Linked DNA regions of Homo sapiens: region 1 is linked to region 2. The links are chromatin loops, found by intact Hi-C in ENCODE. Cell type or tissue: A673. All regions are shown on one strand. Each heading gives the region's core, and the rest is flanking DNA. Links, peaks and the distances in the headings are about the cores only. Region 1 holds the start of LOC105374441 (a long non-coding RNA gene). Region 2 overlaps LOC105374439 (a long non-coding RNA gene).

The links. Hi-C counts contacts between places; a loop is a spot of excess contacts. Peaks named below come from ENCODE experiments on the same cell type or tissue, not always from the same donor. Only the 100,000 strongest peaks of a DNase experiment are listed, where the experiment ranks them.
Region 1: a loop joins it to region 2, with 7 times the contacts of the local background. A loop is called at or near these places in 27 of 110 quality-filtered maps.

What each region holds. Positions count from the first base shown.
Region 1 is chr4:44,923,451-44,926,262 of GRCh38, forward strand. LOC105374441 (a long non-coding RNA gene) reads right to left here and starts at 1,137. Exons shown (of 4, transcript XR_925279.3): 1 at 1,091-1,137; 2 at 850-919. In A673, for the core only: no CTCF peak of the experiment used is centred there; no DNase peak of the experiment used is centred there.
Region 2 is chr4:44,758,755-44,761,566 of GRCh38, forward strand. The region is part of intron 1 of LOC105374439 (a long non-coding RNA gene); the gene reads left to right. All of the region lies in intron 1 of LOC112268465 (a long non-coding RNA gene), which reads right to left. Among named protein-coding and RNA genes, the nearest start is that of GNPDA2, 34 kb to the left of the region's middle. In A673, for the core only: a CTCF peak has its summit at 1,576 (motif pointing right); a DNase peak (open chromatin) is centred at 1,607.

The sequences.
Region 1 (2,812 bases), core at 252-2,751, 160 kb after region 2:
TGAATATATTTTTGTGTATTTTTATGGAATCAATAGTTTTTCATATGCACATATTTAATGAAAAGTACAAATTTGCTTTAGAATGAAAGTCAGAATTAATACAGAATGATATTATTTAACTATTTTCACTTAACACATTTCAGAAGTTTATTTTGTTGTGGTAGCCAAGGTGTGGAGCATTAAGGAACTTAGGCATCTCTTTATAAACTACCTGAAAGACAGTCCCCTTTTGCCTTTCCCTAACAACTTATCTTTGGTGTGTTCTTAGAAGAATCATATAGTAAAAATCATAGGGCCAAGCTGTCCTTTACTTTAGTTACCTGAGTCTTCTATGTTCATCACTATTGTAAAAGTTGAATTTCTTCTGAATCTAGTAATAAAACAAAGTGAAGTGAAGCCAAAAATTCTATAGAAGAAAACATAATCTTTCACCTCCTTTATTTTTTCTTGTTAACATTACCAAAGTTTTATTATGTGAACCACACTGCATGTTTTACTATGTGAACTGCACTGTACTTCATTTTGTGGCCAGTGAAAAATTAAGATGTTAGGTCATGAGCAGTCACAGCAATATATATGGAATTGTGGGGGTTCATTCAGAAGTCCAATGAAAAAGTCAATGTAAGAAGAAAAAAAAATTATACTACCATGAGTAACTACTGCTTTTTGAGTATCTGCTGTGTGCTCAGCACCATGCTTAATGCTTTACATACAACATCTCAATTAATCCTCACCACAACACATTTCAATGTATTAGTAAAGAAAAGCGATGATCTGTCACCTACAAAAACAATCGAACCATACATTTAAATGATTTATTTAACTATATTTACAACAGTTATTGAGTACCTGTAGGTATCAAATGCCAGAGCTAGAAGAATAATCTGTCTGGTTCCCTGGTTCTTGAAAAGACATGGCTCTAAAGAAAAACAAAGAAAGTTATCAATTGAACTGAGACAGATGTATATTGGAATAAACAAAAAACAAAAGCAGATCTGTACAAAACTGATAAATGCTTTCCTTAACTCCCAACCTTCACTTTGCCCATGGTATCACTCCACATTGGCTCCCAGTCTCACACCTGACTCACCCATTTTCTCCCTAATGCAGACCTTTTCTCAGATAACTCCGTCTTCCTGTTTCCCTCTTCATGGCATCTTCATCAAGCATGTCTGCTTCATGTTGTATTCTATTAGAGCACTTCTATCAATCATTAGCTGTGACAGTGAATTAATTGGGTAAATGAATCCTTACTTTGGTGTTAATAAGAAACAATAGCTTATAAGATATTCCTCCCAGGTATATGTACCATTGTCACCGAACTCCTTTTGCAGTAAAGTGTCAAAGTATTTTCAGGAACTGAGGAAAGTTGATAGAAGGGCAATTTGGGGACAGCATTTAAAAAGGCATTTAGTTCCATTCAGAGGACACACACTGGTAGATTTGTTCATTTAGCAAATATTCTTTCCTTCATTCAGCAAGTATCCCCCCTCCCATATGCCATGCCTGTTGTAGGTGCTGGACATACCATAGTGAATAGGACAGCATAGTCCTCATACAGCCCCCACCTAAGTCTGTTAGGTATCACATGCTCTTCTAGGGGCTGCAAAGTCCTTGGAGGTGAATAAGATAATAGACTCTACATTTGAGTCTGCAGACTCAGAAGCCTCAGGTAGGATAATCTGGTGATGCTTTCTCATCTATATATATTCATAGAATTGCTTGTATATGGGATGAAGACTGACCTGTACTTGCCCTTTCACAGAGTTTGCTGAAGACTGCTGAAGGTGAACATCCAATAATGCTTTAAGAAATATTCCTCTGGCCACTGTGTTGGGAATTTAAACCAGGGTTCACAAACACAAATACATATATATGGGCCTAATAGACCAAAAGAAAAAGAATCAGTGCTATCAATTGGGTATAAGACAAGGTGGATTTTGGGGAACTATGTTGAGTCAAAAAATATGTTACTTAAAGGAATTCAAATATAAAATGCAAAAACACATGACCATCCAATTAAAGCACTGATGAAGACCCCAGAACTTGATGTGTATGTCATTAAATTTTTATCTTTGATTAGCAGAATTGACTAATCAAAAACTGAATATATTTAACAAATCCATAAATTATATTTATATGTATGGCTCCATTGGGATGGTACCTATAAGTTATCTTAAGTAATATTATATTAATCTGTTCAAAACAGTTATTTTACACCTACTATGTCCTGGGACAGTTCTAGGTGCTTGAGATACATTGGTAGCAAGTTAGATGAAAATTTCTTTGTGGCGTTTTTGTTCTGGCATGAGTAAATAACAGAAATGATTTTTTAAAGTACCATGGAAAAGCCAACGCTAATTAGAAGATGCTTGAGGTGGCTGCAGTTTTTAATAGGAGATAAGGAGAATATGTTGAAAAGGTGGAATTGAGCCTTTGTTTTTTTTAATAATTCATGAGGGAGTCGGCCATGCAGATAGTTGGGAAGTGCAGTCCCGACTGAGGGAAGAGTGAGGGGGAGGGTAATCTGGAATCATGTGAGGCCTATTCAAGTGACAGCAAGGAGGCCATTGTCACTGGAGTGAAGTGAATGAGAGGTAGAGCAAGGCTAACAACCTTCTAAACCATTTTAAGGATTTTAACTTTTCTCTAAGTGAAATGGAAATTGTTGTGTAGTTTTGTTAAATTATGTTTTACAAAATGTACTCCAGCTTCTATGTTGAGGGTGAACAAAGGTGGAAATATGGAGACAAGGTGGAAGGCTATTTCACTAATCCAAGCAAAAGACAATAGCATATAAGATATTTCTCCC
Region 2 (2,812 bases), core at 208-2,707:
TATATTCTCAGAGTTAAATCAACTGTTAGTGTATTTTATCCACTGTTTTGTTATGTTAACATCCCAGAGAACCTAAATGATCTTAATGATTATTTACTCAATAAATAAACTATTTAGTTGGAAACAGAAGTCTAGAAACTAAAAACTCCAAGTAGTAGATTTCCACAGTTTTCTAAAATGAAATTACATCAATTTGTAAATAGGTCTTTACATGCAAATTTCCTGTCCCTTTCTTCATGCAGCAAAATAACTTGGACAGATGGAGTTCTCATGAACTAAACAGAGTAAACAGCTTACTGTCAAAGTCAGGATTAGTTTTTCTATATCTTACAGACATCACACAAAAAATTTTAAACAGCTTCCATTTATGCTCTAGCTTGCTTTCTGTTTTCTCTAAATCAGTCACAAGTTCACACTTATGTTATTAATATTTTCCTTTAGAAGCATGTTGATACTTGTTACCTTAAATGAGAGCTCATCTTATTGGCTCCATAGACAATATGATTTTCAAATAGAGCATCTAGCTGTAAATGTCCACGTTTTGATGTATATTTTAAATCCTAGCAATAATTCAAAGTAATTTCCACCAGATCCAGAAGATGATTGATATTTGTAAATTATGCACGTACATGCACGCATGCACACACACATGCACAAGGATTTAGTGCTTTTGATTCATCACATATGTGATAAATAACTCTATTTATTCTGTTGAAAGTGGACCTGAAAAGAAGATGAACAGGAAATAATGAGAAAGTAAAGAAGTCTCACAAAATGACTGCTTATGAAATAGAAGCACGGGCTGTGTTGAAACCAAGCAGTTAAATTCCCTATGGCATAACTGTATGTCATATGCAAGATCACTATGTATTTTACCTTAAAATGTGAAAATATAGGTCATGAAATTATTTCAGTGAGTACTCTAGGGAGAATTAATTTTTATAGCTCTATAAGTGCAAAAATTTAGAGCTGTTTTATGAAATCGATAAGGGTGTGAAGAACTTTTTTTTCCATTTAGTTATGGCATTTTATGAAGGAAATTATATGCTATAATAATGTTTAAGAATTTGGAGAATCTTCACAGCTTCAGCATATGCCTCCTGGAATGGCAATATTTATTTAGCAAAGAGATAATCATTGCCTACTGGTCTCTCACTCACTTAATACATATGAGTCAATCTGCAAGCTTGGATATACGGATTGTGTTCTGGATTTTACCGGAGTAGCACCAACATAAAAATGTAGCTTAAGGTCAGTTATTTCTGAATATGTTAGTTTATATTCATGGTTATAGCTTTTTAAATCAATTTCCAAATTAATTTTTGAATATAGTAAAAAAAAATGGCACTACAAGTAAAAGTAAACAATAGTATTCAATTACACAATAAGAAATAACTTGCCATCTCTCTTTTAGAGATATTCCATAGGAATACATGAGAGTCATTTTCTTTTTTTTAATGTTTGTTAGGGTATGTTTACTGGACACTAATATCCTACAATCAGTCAAAACTGTCCTGACCAGCATCTCATTTTATTTCAATTCTTTACAGTGTGCGGATACTAACAAGTTTTGCCACTGGGGGTCACTATTTACCTATTTTTTTTAAAAAAACCAATGACTTAAAAGCGAAGTGATGTAACTGGATAATTTGTGGTTCGTGGTGTACAGTTTAAAGAAATATTGCTGCAGGAAAAGTCTAAATTTAGATAGATGTTCCTAGAGACTAAAATACCATCCTTGGTAAATTAAGTGATTCCGTAGAGCTACTGATTTTTCTCGAGATTTTATTCAGAGATAACTAAATAGTGATTATGTCCAAAATAACCATGTATGTATTTTAGGATGCTTTGCCAATTTGAGGAAGTTTATAGGCTGGATGCTTTCCAGGGCCCCAGGGAATCATGGAGGAGACAGTATGCAGTGAAATAGATGGAACAGGGTCGTTGACTCAGGAAGGAGAGCTAGGTTCCGATCTGACTCTATCATTCACTGTCCGGGGACATGATCTAGTCCCTTACTCTCCAGTTTTCCCCTTTGTAAAATGAAGGTGGCAGGTTTCATGATTTCAGTAGTCCCTTGTCATCCTATCTTTCTAAGAGTACCTTTCATTAACTGTTAGATTGTAAAGTTTTTGGATGAAAGGGAATGAAAATGTTTTTACTCTTTTATAGCCATAATAGACAAATAGTAAGACAGCAACAACGGAAGTATTTTTTTGGTTACGTAAAATATTTTATGACAGCATAATCAAATGACTATTACTACAAGGTGTTCTTTTGTAGTGAGTGACGTAAGACACAAGGGGGAATCAATACCCTGGAAAGTTCTTACAACATTTTAGAACAAGTTAATGTGTTTTTGATCACTTCTGCTTAATAAGTTATTATTGGACTGGTGCCTTTCCCTGACTTATCTGGTTCTGATTGATCCGTAGGAATAATGATTCCAGGCCTAGGAGCTGCTGGATTCTCTTCCTTTAACTTTTGGCCACGAAAGATTCACTCCCAGATGAATGCTTACCCTCCATTTTCTAGCCTGGTGCTATTTCATTCTCTAGCACTAGTTCTAAGCCAGGTGTCCCTGATCTTGTGCCTCAGATCTGCCAGTGATAAACAATATTTGTCTGTGGTGCCAGGGAGTAAAACTCAAGCAAAAAGCCACAGTTTTCATAGCTTAAGTGGTTAGAGTTAGAGTTCAGGACTGCCAGCCAGCTGGAAATTGAATAGGAAAATACTTGAAAAAGAGGAACGACCCAAAATCTGCATATAAACTTCTCTCACATCGTTGGATAAACCAGAACTGTGCATGCAC